2 separate regions of the Mus musculus genome follow, and region 1 is linked to region 2. The links are chromatin loops, found by intact Hi-C in ENCODE. Cell type or tissue: heart. All regions are shown on one strand.

Region 1 (8,000 bases), 78 kb after region 2:
TATGAAATCCTGAACTGAGAATTCTTGGTTCCTGTAAGTTCCTAACCTACCTAATGATCTACACTAAACACGTTATGGAAGGAAAGACTTGAAGTTACATTCCTTCTGTCAATAGCAAGTATCCGTCACAACCACAAATGACCTGCAAACACTCCACTCTGATACTTCCGTCTCAGTCTTTCCTTAGTTCTATAGGACACACATGACCCTTGCCTGGCAAGTAACCTCCCTGATAATCCTGCTCCCAACAATTTGGATTAGACCCATGACCCAGGTAACAAATCAACAGACCATAAACATCGACAGATGCAACCGTTGCTCCCGTGTGCTAAGAGGCACTTAAGAGGGGAAAGCCTGCCTGAGACAAACCCAGATGAAAACAGACAGTCTGTGGCAGCAGAGCTCGGGCTCTGAAGCCAGTCTTACTCTGCATGGTTTCTCTGTACAGCCCTGGCCTTCCTGGAACTCACTCTGTAGACTCAGAGATCTGCCTGCCTCTGCTTCCTGAGTGCTGCAACTGAGAATTTCTTAGCAACATAAACCAAACGCTTTTTTTATTGTTCTGACACTAAATGGACGTCTGTCATTTGCAAACAAATGGCCTCAGACATTATTGCTTCCTCGTTCCTTTCAAAACTTTTAAAGGATTAGTTTTTTTCAGCCAGATAGCCCACACCTGATTATAAATATAAATAAAATAAAAATATAAATAAAATAAATAGAGTCTTCTGAAATGAAGAAAATCAATATTCAAATGGGCCTGCCCTGTGTTAGCCTCTGAATCTGAGGAGCTTCCGGGTGGCTATATTATTTCCTCACTAAAAAAAAAAAAAAAATGTCGGGGGCTGGAGAGATGGTTAAGAACAGGGACTGCTCTCCCAGAGGATCAGGGTTCAATTCCTAGCACCCACTTGGTAGCACACAACCATCTGTGATCCAAGGTCCAAAGGATTTGCCTCTGCCAGGCACTTAAAGGCAAAACACACATACACATGAAATTAAATTTAAATTTAAAACAGGAAAGTGTCCCTGGTATAATGGTTATTTATGCCTGATCCTAACACCAAGCTGCTTCAGGCCTGAGAACACTGAATGTGCACCTGTTCAATTCAGCGCTGGTGGCTCTCTGAGGTTCGCTGGATGAAGTCAGAAGGGTTTGCTGCGCGCATTTACATCTCTCCTGAAGTCACCCTCTTTGGTGGAAAGGAGGTGCGCTCAAAAGAATACACTAGAATCCAAAGCATTTCTTTGGCCCACCTGCCCAGGGAAGCCAGGCCAGTCATGTAGGCAAGCCTGCTCCAAGTGCTTCAGTATCAGTAGTCAGAGTCTGTTTGCAATGTGTTCACATTATAAAATCCTGTTCAGGCCAGACAGCACACATCTATCTCAGCTGCCTCCACAGAGAACGCACCAGCAGCTCTTTCTCTGCCAACCCTGCCCTGGGCACATGCAGGGGAATTCACATCTGAATATCTCACACAACAACCTGGGAGAGATGGTGCTAGGCTGAACCTGGTCCTCAGTGGGGACATCGGCTCATACGCAGTTCTAGGAAGGGTCAAAGATAAAGTCCTAGCTACATGAGAATGGTCTTAGTTAAACTGCCTCTTCTTTGAGAGGTCTACTTTTCTCTTTAACATGGGATGGGGGCAAACAGATCAGTGATTGTCACGGTGGGTCATGATCCAGGTGGTGGGTGGTAAAGCAGACTTGATGAACCAGGAGTAACTTTACAGCCAGATGACACTGAGTGCACAAGGTGAGCCTGGAGCACCTTGTAGTACCAGAAAATAACCAGTAAGGAAGATCACATGATGAGGTCACATGATGGACTTATGTCAAAGGCAGTGGGAGCCAGCTGATGAGGTTCCTCATGGCTGAAATCGGGACAACACCCGAGAGACAGTACACCCACCCTGTACTCCCAGACTAGAACCTCAAGTAGAAAATAAACACCTGTGTGTTCACAGGGATGTATAGTAAGTAAGTATTAAGTAGTGGAATGAATGAATGATAGATAAATAAATAAATAGGAAAAAGGGAGAGAGAAATCTTCCACACAGTCATGACTCTTAGCTAGATCCTCTACCCTTTAGGAGGTAAAACAGGACTCCACTTCTTCAGGATGCAAGAGGAACACAAGCTCAGGTCATGGCATCACATACCCTCCTCAGGGCATCATGGAAAGCCACTTCCTCCTCAGACTCGAAAGCATCACCAAATCCCAGTAGCCGCCACTCTATAAAACACACCGCCACGCCCCTCTCAACGCTTGGAAGTTGGGCTTTGGGAGTGGTTCCATCATAAAAACAGCCCCTTCCAAATGGATCTTTAAAGGATTTCCAAGAGTAGATTCTCTGGAATCTACCACTGTGTGAAGGTGCGGTAAGAAGCCACACCGGATGTCAGCACCTGGATCCTGGGTATCCCATCCTCCCAAATTGTACAAGGATACACTTCTCCTCTTTATAAATAAATTGATCTCTGTGTTCCCCACACACACATTTGCCTGCTCTTTTGCCGAGGCCAGGGGTCAATAGCAGATGCCTTCCTCGATTATTCTCCATGTTATTTTTGAGATAGCGTATGTCACTGAGCATGGAGCTCATGGATTCTGCTGGGCTGGTGGAGGGCCAGTGAAACCCTGGGAACTGGTTCTCAGAAGCTCCGGGAATACAGGCACGAATCACTCCATACAATTTTTACAGGAGTATCTGGGGTCCAAATACAGGTCCTCGTGTTTAAACAGCAAGCACTTTTGTAACTGAACCACTCTTGGTCTAGAATCATATCTAAGCACTGGCTGGTCTTCCAGAGGATCCAGGTTCAATTCCCAATACCTACATGGAGACTTAACACCCTCCATGGGGTTCAATGCCCTCTTCCTGCCTGACCTTTGAAGGCATCCATCACACACATGGTGCAAAGCCATATATGCAGACAAACACCCATGCAGACAAAATAAAATTTTTAATTAATAATTAATTAATTAACCTAAGGTTTTCAGTTAGAGCATCACAACACACACAAAGACATCTGAGAAACTGTCTCAGCCAAAAGGAGCCTGGGAGATGCATAATTTAGCATAATAGGAAAAGCTGGTTGGGACTCTAGGACAGCCAAAGGACGTTCCGAATTACTATGCCAGCACCAGCTCGATGGTTTGATAAATGGATCATAACATTAAGATGTTACTACTAAGGAAAACTTGGTTGGGGCAGACAAGGGCTTTCTGTGCTCTCTCCACAACTTTTTATCGCTCCTAACCCTTCTAAAGTTAGAAGCAATTTTTGTCTGCATGTGTTGGCAGAGTGTGATTAAGGCACACAAACATGTGTATTGTCTCCATGCTTATGGAAAAAGTTTGAGTTCTACGTCTTATGAGGCTGAAGGGCTGTGAGTGCACAGCTCAGCCTGGCACAATCACTCACCCCCAGGGGGAGTCGTTCATCTATTCTCAAGGCCATTTTCCTCACACCCCTTCAATACAGTTAGTTCACATCCTGTCTCAGGGTTATCTTATTGTTCTGAGTAGCAGTGTGTTTTATTGGCATGACAGAACACTATCAGCAAAACCAGGGCTTAATTCAGCAAACAGCTCAGGATCACAGTCTATTATCCAAGGAAGTCAGGGAAAAAACTCAAAGCAGAAACCTGGAAGGAGGCAGGAACTGACACAGAAGCCATGGAGGGGTGCTGCTTACTGGCTTGCTCCATGGCTTGCTCAGCCTGCTTTCTTATAGACCCAGAACCATTAGTCCAGGGGCGCTGTTTGCTCAATGGTCTGGGACCACGCAAATCAATCACTAATCAGGAAAATGCTCCCCACAGACTTGCCCACAGACCAATCTGGTGGGGGCCATTTCCTCCTCAAAAGAAATTATTTGTTCTGGAATGTTTCTAGCCTGTGTCAGGTTGACATAAAAGTAGCCAGCACACTGCTGTTTGTCAGCTTTCCATTAATGTGAAGGAGGAGAAATGAGAAAAGCCACTGAGAAGGCAGAGGAGTTTCCACAGTCACTTGGCACATGTGCCTTCAAGCCAGTGGCAGCACAACATAGCGTGATAGTGGACGTGTGTGGCACAGGAAGCTTGTTCACCTTGTAGTAGCCAGAAAGCAAAAGAGACAAGCAGCAGCCCTGCAGGATGAAATATTTCAATCTGGGAGGAAACTGCTACACAAGACTCGGCGCCTTCCTCCAGCTCTCACATTCTTTCTGTCCCATCTTCTTCAATGATCCCTGAGCCTTGGAGGGGATGACTATAGACATCCATCCACCTATGACTAAGAAGCAGGCCACCACATCATAGTAACAGCCATTTGATCTCAGGAGCTCTCCAGTGGTTATGAGAGAGGCTGATAATGGGCGTAAACACAAGTTTAGAAGGCAATTTGACAGGCACATCACATCTATCTAAAAAAAACAAAAAACAAAAAAAAAAAAGCAGAAGTTGCCTCCCCAGAGGAACCTTTGACCTCCCCAGCCATAGGTTTTGTTCTGGCTCCCAGTACTAGGCTTGAATCTGGTTTTGTGCAGCTGGCCTTAGATCCAATCAGAAGGATGTTGGTCTGACCCACAACAGCCAAGCCACTATTGCACAAGCAGGCACATGCAATCTTGTGTGTTGGTATTTTTAGTACACAAAGTTCATACCCAAGCAGGGATGTTGTTGACAGTTCACCTGCAGCTGGCACAGACCCCTCTGGCACTATGAATACCAGTCAGCAGGACGCAAGTTTCCAGTTCAGACCCAGCTTAATTTCTCCATGTTCTAAGTCAAAGCACGGATGTGCAGTGTCTTCAGCAATAGGGTCTGGCATCCAACCAGGAGTTGAAAGGAGTAAGGTCTAATACAGCAGGGACAGGTTCCATCCATTTGTATCATTTGCTTCCTCCAAAGATCAAGGTCAGGTACAAAGCATAGTGTAATGGCTACTCCTGGTTGTCAATTTGACTATATCTGGAATGAACTACAGTACAGAGTAGGGAGGGCTCACCTGTGATCCAGATCTTGAGGCTGAAGACACAAGTTCCTGACCTGGATCTTGATATGGAGATCTTGAGTGGTAGTGGCCATGAAAAGCTTAAGCCCAGGCAAGGTAGTACACACCTTTAATATCAGGAGACTAAGGCAAGGAGATCTCTGAGTTCAAGGTCAGCCTGGGACCAGGCAAGTCCCAGATCCATGCGTGGTGGGTAGTACACACCTTTAATCTGGGCCACACCTTCTGCTGGAGGCCTACATAACAATTTTGGAAGAAGGAAGATTCATTCTTCTACTGCTTGCACTTACTTGCCAGCACATCTGTTGGAACCTACTTCTACAGAAGACAAACTGAAACAACTAGCCTTGTGGGACTGAGCAACTACTAGATTCCTGGACTTCCCATTGACAGCTGACCATTGTTGGGTTAGTTGGACTACAGACTGTAAGTCATCACAATAAGATTCCCTCAATACAGAGAGACATTCCATAAGTTCTACGACTCTAGAGAACCCTGACTAATACACATAGATAGGAGGTGCTAACTTAATTTGTTCTCTGTAATCCTTGGCGATTCTCTCTGAACTATTATGTTTACATGACCTGGAGCCTGTTCTGGGAGCCTCCCTACATTTCTCCACACCTGATCAACTCAGTGGATTTGACTTAGTCTGCTCAGACATACTCAAGGCCAAAGGTAAATGTGGCCCTGCTTTCCCGCTGCACCTCTGACTCACTAGGTCAGAGTGACCCTGGGTTGGCACATGCCTCTAGCCTCCCATTCACCATCCCTGGTTGTCGGGGCAGTTCTAGCTGGGCGAACAGTCTACACCCCAGCTTTATCTTTTGCTGTGTCCCCTCCTTGGTCTGGGGGATCACCCACTCCTGGGACAGGCTTGCTGTGCTTCATCTGTATTCTGTCAAGGATGTCTTCTCCTTAGGCAGATGCTCCTTAGCACACAATGCCTTTCTATCAGATTTTCCTTAGCAACCCTAGTTCAACATAAATCCTGCCACATACTTTACCTTTTAATGATCTCCTCTGGGTGGCTCTTTTACTTTGAAGACGTTCCTCACATGCTGTTCTAAGTCACTGACATCTGCCAAAGCCTTTCCTGCTTTATAAAGATCTTGTTCCACCAAAGGACTCAGCCATTAAAGCTTGATACTAGCCTTGAGGTTGATCCCTTCTGGATCAACCTTTGTTTAACTCCTCTGTAAACAGAGTTCTGTCTGGCCCAGTGAGCTAGGGTTCAAATACAGCCAACACCTGACCCTCCTCAATGGTCCTCCAGCTCCCGATATTTATGGGGTCTTCCAAATGCTCTTAATGGCTTTGATAAACCGGTCCATCAGGGATTGCTCTTTTTCATACTATCTCGGGTTATACAGCCTTTGCCTTAATTAAGGAGAGGATGGGGAGTTCCATTATTTAGTTTTTCTGCCTCCACAGCAGTTAGACTGCTCCCACCAGCGCCTGTGTCCCTCAGCCTCAAAGGTCAGGCTCTCTCACTACTTGCTGAAAAGCCTTCCCTAATGCTAGCAATTCAAGTGCTAACAATTTCCTGATACAACATTAATGCCCCGTCTACGTGCTAGATTACAGATTTTTCCTCTCTTTTTCTACTAAAGGTTGGACTTATCTTTTACTGCTTTTACCATCTCTCCTTCCTGTTTATCTAATTTAGTTGCTAAATCAGGAGCTAACAGAGAATACTGGCTACATCTCTCTTTCTTGTTGCAACAACGCCTTTACACAACAAGCCCCTGCCTGGCCGCCATCTTGGCCTCAAGTACATTTCTAACTGAGCACAACACTGGCCAGGCAGCCTCCTCGGCTGCACTAACCTCAAAGACCGTAACGTTCCCTCTACCTTTTTTTAACTGTTTTCAGGGTGTCTCCACATTCACACAGGGAACTCCAGTCATCTAGCTGGCATGCCACCCATACCACACAGATGAAGGCTGCTATTCTGAGACTGCCTCCTACAGACACTCCTAATCCTGATGGCTCGGCCTTACTTGTATGTCTCACTACCTACTGCAAGAACAATACAACCACTCTTATAGCGCAAAGGCACAAGAACGCCCACCATCCAGGAAATGACAACTGTATTGGAATTTCCTCCAGAGAAGCTCCATCTCAGGCGTCACAACTTCAGGCCTTGCTATTCTTATCCAGGACCATGCACTTGCTCTTCCCTAACTCATCTCTGGTTCTCTCAGGTCCCTGTCCAGACACCAACTATGGTTCCTGCCCTACTTGGTGAACCAATGAATTTTATTGGGGCTACTTAAAGAAATATGAGTGAGAGGTTACTTACAGGAGCAGAAATGACTCAAAGACAGCTGCATCACCAAGGCCCAGCCCAGCATGGGTGACAGCTCACATAGCTGCGAACCTGGAACTTATTGCACAGTCAGATTGCAAAGTGTCTAAGTGACTCTTAGAGGCAGCCTGGCTTCTGTTTCTTCTAGGCAGTCGGTCTGATCTCCCCTTCCCTTCTTCGAGGCAGCTGGTCTGCTCTCAAAGTCTTTGTAGCTTTTCTCCTCTGAAAATCTTCTTTGTAGATCAGCGTCACTTCCTCTGGGCGGGACTCTCAACTTCAATTGCTTACTCTGGTAGAGAGGGGCATGGTGAATCTGGTCAGTTTCAGGGACTTCCTGAAACTAGTTTGAGTTGTTTACCTTTCTGTTTCAGGAGCTTCCCAGCAGGATGGAATGTCTCAACCACAAGGAAGCTGTTACACAACAGATCCACACAATGAATCTTTGAAACTGGTTACAATGTTGCTGGGGCTTAGAAGCAGTATACCAGAGAAACTTATCTCTGTTTCCTAGTCACATGATCCTCTCCTCTAGCTGGGTCTTTTGCCCAGCTGGCAATCGCCAGGCTGTTTCCTATGGCTCTTTCACATGTATCAACAGTTGGCTAAGGAGGAGCAGTGCTCAATACCCTTGAGGACATAGGCAGGGCCATGACTTGTAAACCACAGTGCAGGCCATACAGCCAC
Region 2 (8,000 bases):
ACCCGTTTCAATGCTGTGACTCTCTAAGGCCCCACAGTGACGCCGCTCCTCCAGAGGAAAGCATTCCTTCACCCCCTGACTCCATCACTCCAGTGTTAAACCTTTCTTCCAAGGACTTCCCCTTGCTCGTGGTAGTGTGGATGAGGCTGAGCCCCTTGAGAGCACCTCCCATTTCCTCCTGCCTTGGGAACAGGAGGCTCCTGATAACTAACTCTAGCTGTGGAACAAAAGCTACAGGCTCATGTTCCCGGAAGGCTATATTGTGGCACACATTCGAATTGTGTCCAGTGTCCTTAGGTCAAATGACTGTTTTCAGATTACATACAATAGGCCCGCACTTGTGAAAGATGGGTGTGTGTGGTACCATCACATAAGAATCCTCGGCCAGTCCTATAGAAAGCACTCAAGTGGATCAGCCTTCCGAGTTGTCCTCAGACTCCCAGGCAAAAGGCAAAGCACAGAGCACTAACTCTAGGACAGCCGCCACGTCTGCTCCGTTCCTCTCAGTTGCACTCAGTGCAAATTCCAGGAGGGATGAGTCATTACTCCATGCTTCCCAGAGTAGGGGAAACGTAGATGTGGTCTTACCCATGGCTGAATGGGAAAGAAGAACAGAATTTCAAACGTGGCTTTACTGACTCTGGTGAGAAAGGAGGTACCCCAGAATTCTGGAGATAGGGTTTTCTCCTCCCTGGGGTTTATAGTAGGTTTGCTCTCCCTTCAAGTCAACAATTGAGGAAGGGCATGTATTTATGTTCCTGCTAAATGTCATCTGTTTGTAGGTTTCATCTTCTTCCAAGGTTAAGAACTTGAAAGTGCTGGCGAGCAGAAAAGCCAGATTTACCCCATGAAGAAAAGGCAGGCTCTCCTTGGCTGGGAGAGAAGGTGCAAGGGCCCTTTGTAGGCCCTGTCTTCATCATTCAAATGCTTGCTTCTTCCTAAGTCACTGCTGAGCTAGCTGGTGACAGCTAAGATGCAGCCTCGATCTCCGAGGCTGACAGTGGCCTGAAGCTGTTCCCTCGGAGGCTGGGGAATCTGGGGCACTGCTGATTGACAGCGTTGGGAAGAAGTCTCTTGCATCTCAGCTTCAAGTGAAGGGACAAAAAGACAATAAGAAACTTTCTGAATGAATCCCCAGCCTGGCACAATGACAAGGGTGTCCCACATCCAGAAAGATTCTGCAAGTGCCATGAGACATCTTTGTAAATAAGGACCTGCTTGATGTCAGTTACCTAGAAACAGCTCAGCTCAGCCGTTAAGTCTGCTCGGCAGGAGTCAACTCAGTGGTAAAGTAGTCACTGTGCACTACCAGGTAATTTATCATTTAATTAGCTCATAAGTTGCTGATTTTGCATTTGAGCCCCATAGCTCAAATTTTCTTTCCAAACTACCATAGAGACTATCTTCTTCACCTTGTGCACAACTCCAGCAGCGTGGCGCATACGGGGTAGCCACTCAGAGGATTCTCTACGTGGGATTTGGTGCAGTCTCCAGTCAAGAAAATAGATTAAACTCTCGAATCAAGTCAAGGACACTAGGTCGTTGGCTTCACAGGAAAGGGTTGAGTTGCAGTCACAGTTCATAACATTCCCCCGGAGTCACAGGAATACTAAATACGGGGGTGTTGGAAACACATAAATGAATATTGTAACACCACAGAAGGACTGGAGAGATCGTTCTGGATCCACACAGTCATGAGCCTTTTGTCAGTTCGCTGACCTAAAACAGTCCATAGCAGATATTAATAAATGTGCTGAAAGAGTCAGAGAAACTGTTCCCGTGGCTAACATCACAGTGGACACACTTTATGATGAGGCTGAGGCCTTCAACCCTTCAACCGCAGGTTTGTTAGGATTCTTTTTTTTAAGGTAGAAAGTGAGGAAGAGAATTAGGTATATTTCCTGCTGTGGTCAAGCTACCAAGTGCCACAGATACCCCATGGCACAGCCTACGAGATTTTAATTATTCTGCCCTCATTGGAAAGTGTTATTTTTCCCATCTTTAGATGTGTACATTCCAGTGAACAAGGTAAGGGGGGACATTGCGGGTGAATCCTGGCCCACCTCTAGACTCTGGAAGAAGGAGCTCAGAAGCCCTGGGCCTGCTCAGAGCTCCTAGCTCTCTGGTCACTGGCGTACAAGTGTGTAAGAAATCAGCCCGTGCATTTCACTGCTGCTAACCCTTTGCCCATTTCCCCCTTCCTGCCTGAACTCCTGTCTAACCTCCTTCCCTGGTGAAATTCTATTTCTACGAAAACCTTCTCTTCCCTGAAGAAAGCCCCTCCCTCTTTTGAAGAGAAGTACTAAGAATGAAAACCTAGCTTCTTCTGCATGCCTTTCCAGCTAGAATGTGGGTTCCTTGCCTTACCAGTCTTGTTTATTATCATCTGTGTCCTCAGTAAATATCAGCTGAGCAAGTCTGACAGCAAGAGTCTATGGAAAGGGCACTGAGTGCCCACTCATTGTGGTATTCAGAAAAATCAGACGCAGGCTGGGAGACGGTTCAGTGGATGAAGGTAGTGACTATTATGCCTAAAAACTTGAGTTCAAGCCCTGGAAGAAGAGCCATGAGAGAAGAGAACAGACCCCAGGAAGTTGTCCTCAGATCGCCGCACATGTGCCAGGGCAATGGATATGTGCACATGTGTGTGCCTAAACACACCTGTGTATACACACAGAGAAACACAGAAACTCACAAACACAAACCAATGTAATAAAAAATAAATTTGAGGAGCCAGTGTTCCAGACTAAAGGGTCCGTGGAGGAGTGGCACCTGGTGCCCTCCATATACCATGCCGCTCTGAAGATAGGGAATGCACCCTGAGTGAGGTGAATACCAGAGACACACTACAGGACAGATTTGGGCCACCACAGACATCAAGGTCCTGCAATGGCTAACTCTGCTCACTGAGCCTAATACTGAGTCTAATATGCAGGGTTAATGTCTCATCCTGCATGGATCAGGCTGAAAGGTCATCAAGACCATGAGACAGAGAGAGAAATGTGGCTGCAATTTCTCAAGACTTCTGCAAAAGCCCAAACGAGGCCGATCTGGCCGTCATCTGGCGTTGAGTTCAGTCTATTTTACAGAACGTCTAAAAAGTGCCCAAGATAGAAGCTGCTTTGTGATTAGAAAGGCGGCTAGGCATTGATTCATGCTCTTGAGTGGGCCAAGTTCATTTCCATAGTGCTGAGTGCACGGATCGCAAGCGCTGCTGCCTTCCTTCCAGCACAGCTGTGTGCACGCTGCACCGCTCCCAGGCCCCTCGCACATGCCCAGTTCTCAGCTCCCCTGGCTGACTGTGATATCAGAAATAGAACCGACTGAAACTTCCATTCTTCCAGCAGCTGAGAAGTGTGGAAAGGGATCTGGCAGGACTGAAGAGCAGGTTGTTCTAATTAGTCTGTAATCACTTTACCAGGTTTTTAAAACCCAGAGGGCAACGTCCAGCATTAACTCACGCGGCCGCTGATTACACACATCATCAGTGAGTTTAAAGGCATTTTGATCTTGTAAAACCTGTCACGACAGGCTAAAGGTCAGTAGCACCACCTTTCACGATTTTTCTATGGACACGTGGAAGTACCTGACAGCAGAACAACCACTCTGAGGTCAGACCAACTGTATACTTAGACTGCAATCACATGAGCTGGAGTTGCCTTTTGTTAAGCGTCTCTCAGCGAAGGTTTTACAAGTGCCAATAGGGCAAAGAGCAACAGAAAGAGAGAGAGAGAGAGAGAGAGAGAGAGAGAGAGAGAGAGAGGAAACTATTCAGAGGCAGACTGGTGTGTGAGGGCCAAATGCAAGGGAAATCATTGGGTGATCCTGTGAGCACCCATCTCAGTTCACAGGCTGGGGAGGGGAGAGCCTGTGGACACATATCCCAATTCAGGGGTGGGGGAGGGGCTGAGCGTTAGTCATTGGCTGGACCACTTCCAGAAGACCAGGGACCAGGCTGTCTTGAAGAACTCCAAAGGACACAGACACCAAGGAGAAAACCAGGCTGATGTGTAGAGTCCAGCTCTGCAGGTGACCATCTAACAATCAATCAACAGGGGCATAGCTGCTCAGGGAAGAGTACTCCTTAGTTTCTGGAGTGCTCCATCAGAGGCAGTGCTCCATCAAAGGCTGATGGAGCCTGGCCTAGGAGGACAGAAAGGATGCTAAGTCTGAGAGAAAGAGAGAGGTGAGAATAAACGAACTCTAAGAGCACATCTAAATCATGTCAGAAACCCATGCTCTGGGAAGCAGAGCTTCAATGGTATCACCTCAAGTACAAACCTGACTTCAGGATGGAAGATTCTAGAAGGGGATGAGCATCGGTGAGCCCATGTTGATTCTGAAGGCTACTGGGGATCCTCAGTCACGGCATGCCAACAGGCACCGGCCTTTCTCTCCCATCTCAGAGGTGTACAGAGCTGGGAGAGAAATCGCCAGAGGATCCAGGCCCCCAAATGCTCCTAGACTTATTACCTGACAGGTTACAGAACCTCACAGACTCACTGGAAGACTTCTAGTCACCAAGTCCTTTCAGAAATCATGGGAGGCAGTGCTGAGGATGAAGGGGGTGGGGGGAGAACAAGAGAGCTGTCGGCCGTCCCACTGCTCTGCTTGAAATCGCCTTGGGTCTCCAAAGAAGAGACACATGCTTATTGCAACTGTGCTGACCACAGGCAGTTTTACAATTGGAACACCATTTTAAAAATCCAAAGCACACACACAACGACTGTCTTCAGCCAGCTGATGACTCGCTTGGCATTATGGCTATAATTACTTTAGCTCTTTTTAGGCTCCTCAGATATATTTGGAAGTTACTGATATTGCTAAATATTCCTCAAATAGTATAAAGGTTTAACAAGCTATGAAAACAACCCTTACACATTTCCTCGTTCCCCACAAATGTTGTTCTGTAAGCAGGCCTTGGAGGAGGAATAGCTATTACTAATGATGGAGACACCCATGAGACACTGTGCCTGACAGCAGCCTACCATGGTGTGGTGGGTGTCCACAGCTCTTATGATGGCGGTCCTGACAGTAATGAAGGGAGTGAAGTGTCCTGTGTGTCCTCATCACACAGAGGGGACCATCACCAAAGTCCAAAGTAGCTTGCCCAAGACATAACTGCTAAGCAACAGGACATATCTGTGGGCTCTGCAGCTCACACACGGAATCTTGCTGTTGGACATATTGTCTGGACAAGAACATCCACAGGTGCAGTAGGACTCAGTGGAGTTCCTTCAGCCCCTGTCCCACCTCCCGGCCCTGCCCCACCACACACACCCAGACAGACATGGATTTCCCTACCCAGGGACACTGAACCTATTCTGCCCTCAAGGACTTTCCCCCAGAGCCATGAAATGTCTGTTTTGAAATTCATATTTGAAGGAGGATATGATGGTCACCTGTTGAGTTCTTCTGCCAAAGAATTTAAGTGACATCAATTACCTGGTGGGGTCACAAAATTGAGAGGCTTTGGGGGACCAGGACTGGGCTAACTCACCAGGTCAGGTGGGAACTCCCCTGAACAGCCCATGTGAATGGATTGGGGGCCAACAGTAAGAAGGTATGACATTTTTGTTCCTTCTATCTTGCAACATTCTTTTTTTATTTATCTTTATTACCTTTTGATTTAAAAAAATTTTTTTTGCGTGTGTGTGGCATACAGTGCCCTGTGGTATCTGAGCACTGGCAAGAAAAAAAAATGCAGACTCTACCCAGAGAAGCCACAGTGGCACTCAGTGACAGTGCTTGGTATCTCTCGAGAGACCCACGTCTACGCTAGACACCCATGCTCTCTGGTCTCCATCTCAGGGTGCTCAGAAAGCTAATGGAAGTTTGTAACCAAAACAGAAGTACCTTCTGGGAAATGCTGCACACGTGACTTAGAATCACAGGCGTAGGTCACAGGCATTTAAAATGGCAAACCCTCCCATACACAAAGTCCTCACACTAAGTGCACCCCTCCCCCAAGAAAAGCTGAGACACACCACCAAGCAATGACACGCATGAGAAATGCAAAGGCATCACAGGTTGGAACTCTGTAGGTGCCACATGAGGACGTCACACACTGTAGCTGGGGCTCAGACAGGCACTGTTCCAAGGTGTCATGCCTTTGGACTAAGAGCTTGAGCTGGACTCTAAGCAGAGAGAATTAATTTTCTGAGGCTGTCATGGCAAACGACCACCAACTTAGTGGCTTTAAGTTTCAACCAATAAATCTCTCTCTGGTTTTGATTTTGAGATGAGGTCTTGCTATATTTAGCCCGGGCTGGCCTCAAATGTAGGCTCTTCCTCTCTCAGCCTCCTGTGTGCTGGGATCATAGACCTATTCTATGACCACCCATCGCTGAAGTTTAAAATTCTTCAACACTGCTGGAAGCCAGAAATCCCAAACCTGGTGTAGGCAGAGTCAGGCTCTCTCTGGAGGTTGGAGGGGAGACAGTTTGGGCTATCCTGGTCTCTGGAGGCTGCAGCTTCTCCGCTACCCCTCAGCTTGTTGCTATGACCATGCCCACTTCCACCTTCATATCATGTCCTCCCTGTGTTTCTCCTGGGCAGACTTCTTGCTGATTAATTTAGGGCCCTTCACACAACTAAGGATGCCCTGTCCTTTTCAAGGTCCTTAAATTAACCTCATCTACTCAGGCCCTCCTTTCCAAACAGTGTGCATTCACAGGTTGTGAGGGGGAATTATGCACCTCTCTTTTAGGAGACCAGTAATCAACCAAACTGCACAAGGTAAAGGAGAGAGCGAGGTCAGAGACGTGCCAGGACACTTGACTCAGCTACCCCTGTGAAAGGTACAGAGGGGAATATGGCTAGCCTCATGCCAAGGCCAGCATCCAGGGGCAAACCAGATTATTCTGCGTGTCCTCTGGAAGGCAGGCAATGTTCATTGCTCCACTAATACCAATGTCTAGGTGCCTTCTGTTCAGCCTTGTCCTACATCCCACGCTGTCACTTCTGGGCCATTAGACTTGTTTTGCTTTTATTTATTCTTGTGTGCCTATGTGTGTGGGATGTGTGTGTGAGCATATGCATGCCACACGGTGCGTGTGGAGGCCTGAGGACAACTTTCAGGGGTAAATGCTCTCTACCGTGTTGAAGCGAGGTCTCTCTCATTTCTACCGCACTTCATACTCTACACTCGTTAGCGTTCAAGGGTGATTCTCTCCTCTCTGCCTCCGTTTCCTGATAGGAGCACAGGGATTACAGATGCTTACCATCACACCCAGGCTGTTTGTTTGTTTGGGTCCCTGGGATTCAGCACAGGCTGTCAGCCCTGTGTGGCAACCGCTTTTAGTGGCTGAGCTATCTTGACTGCCATTAGCATTTTGGAATCATCAAATCACTGGAGTAGATTTTCTCTTCCATGAGCAGGAGCCAAAGAGCCGGCTCAGCTCAAGGCTGCAGCTCAAGCATCTCGGGAGTGAGCCAAGCGTTGCATAGCGGGGAAGACGTACTCTCCCTGGAGCACCCGAGTTCTTCCCATGACCTGCACTGTGGCTACTCCACGCTTTAATAAGGAACCTCATCTAACTCAGTGCCACTATATTAAATAAATCAATATGACTGCCTTCACCTCCTCTTCTTCCCTCTCCTTGACAGTCTTGGGCCCAGGCTTGTATCAAACGTGCTATCCTCCTCCCTCAGTCTCTCAAGTAGTGTGATTATAGGCATGCGCTACGACACCTGGCTTGGATCTTAGCATGATCAATACTCAAATGAAAATGTCAACACCTCAACCTTTACTTCCTCATGCAAAGCTTGGTAAATTCTCTCCCAGTCAACCTAGCTGTTCTATAGATTCTGGCACTGTACCAGACTTGTTGTGGTTTCTGAAGTGAAGCATCAGTGAATGGCTGCATAAATTAACTCTCATTGGGTGACCTGGAGGATGCTCAAATGCCACCAAAGATTAGCCCAGGGACAGTGGGGGACAGGAGCAAGCTGAGTCACCATGGGGAGACTCACTCAGGAACACATCTCTCCCTTTCAAG

The links. Hi-C counts contacts between places; a loop is a spot of excess contacts. Peaks named below come from ENCODE experiments on the same cell type or tissue, not always from the same donor. Only the 100,000 strongest peaks of a DNase experiment are listed, where the experiment ranks them.
Region 1: it touches region 2 in a loop (2.4-fold over the local background); 4 of 42 quality-filtered maps call a loop at or near these places.

What each region holds. Positions count from the first base shown.
Region 1 is chr6:50,433,399-50,441,398 of GRCm38, forward strand. All of the region lies in intron 1 of Osbpl3 (oxysterol binding protein-like 3), which reads right to left. Among named protein-coding and RNA genes, the nearest start is that of Osbpl3, 19 kb to the right of the region's middle. In heart, a CTCF peak has its summit at 3,417; a DNase peak (open chromatin) is centred at 4,623.
Region 2 is chr6:50,355,015-50,363,014 of GRCm38, forward strand. All of the region lies in intron 3 of Osbpl3 (oxysterol binding protein-like 3), which reads right to left. Among named protein-coding and RNA genes, the nearest start is that of Gm52900, 23 kb to the right of the region's middle. In heart, no CTCF peak of the experiment used is centred here; DNase peaks (open chromatin) are centred at 167, 487, 3,387 and 3,887; H3K4me3 peaks cover 354 bases; H3K27ac peaks cover 3,912 bases; H3K27me3 peaks cover 479 bases.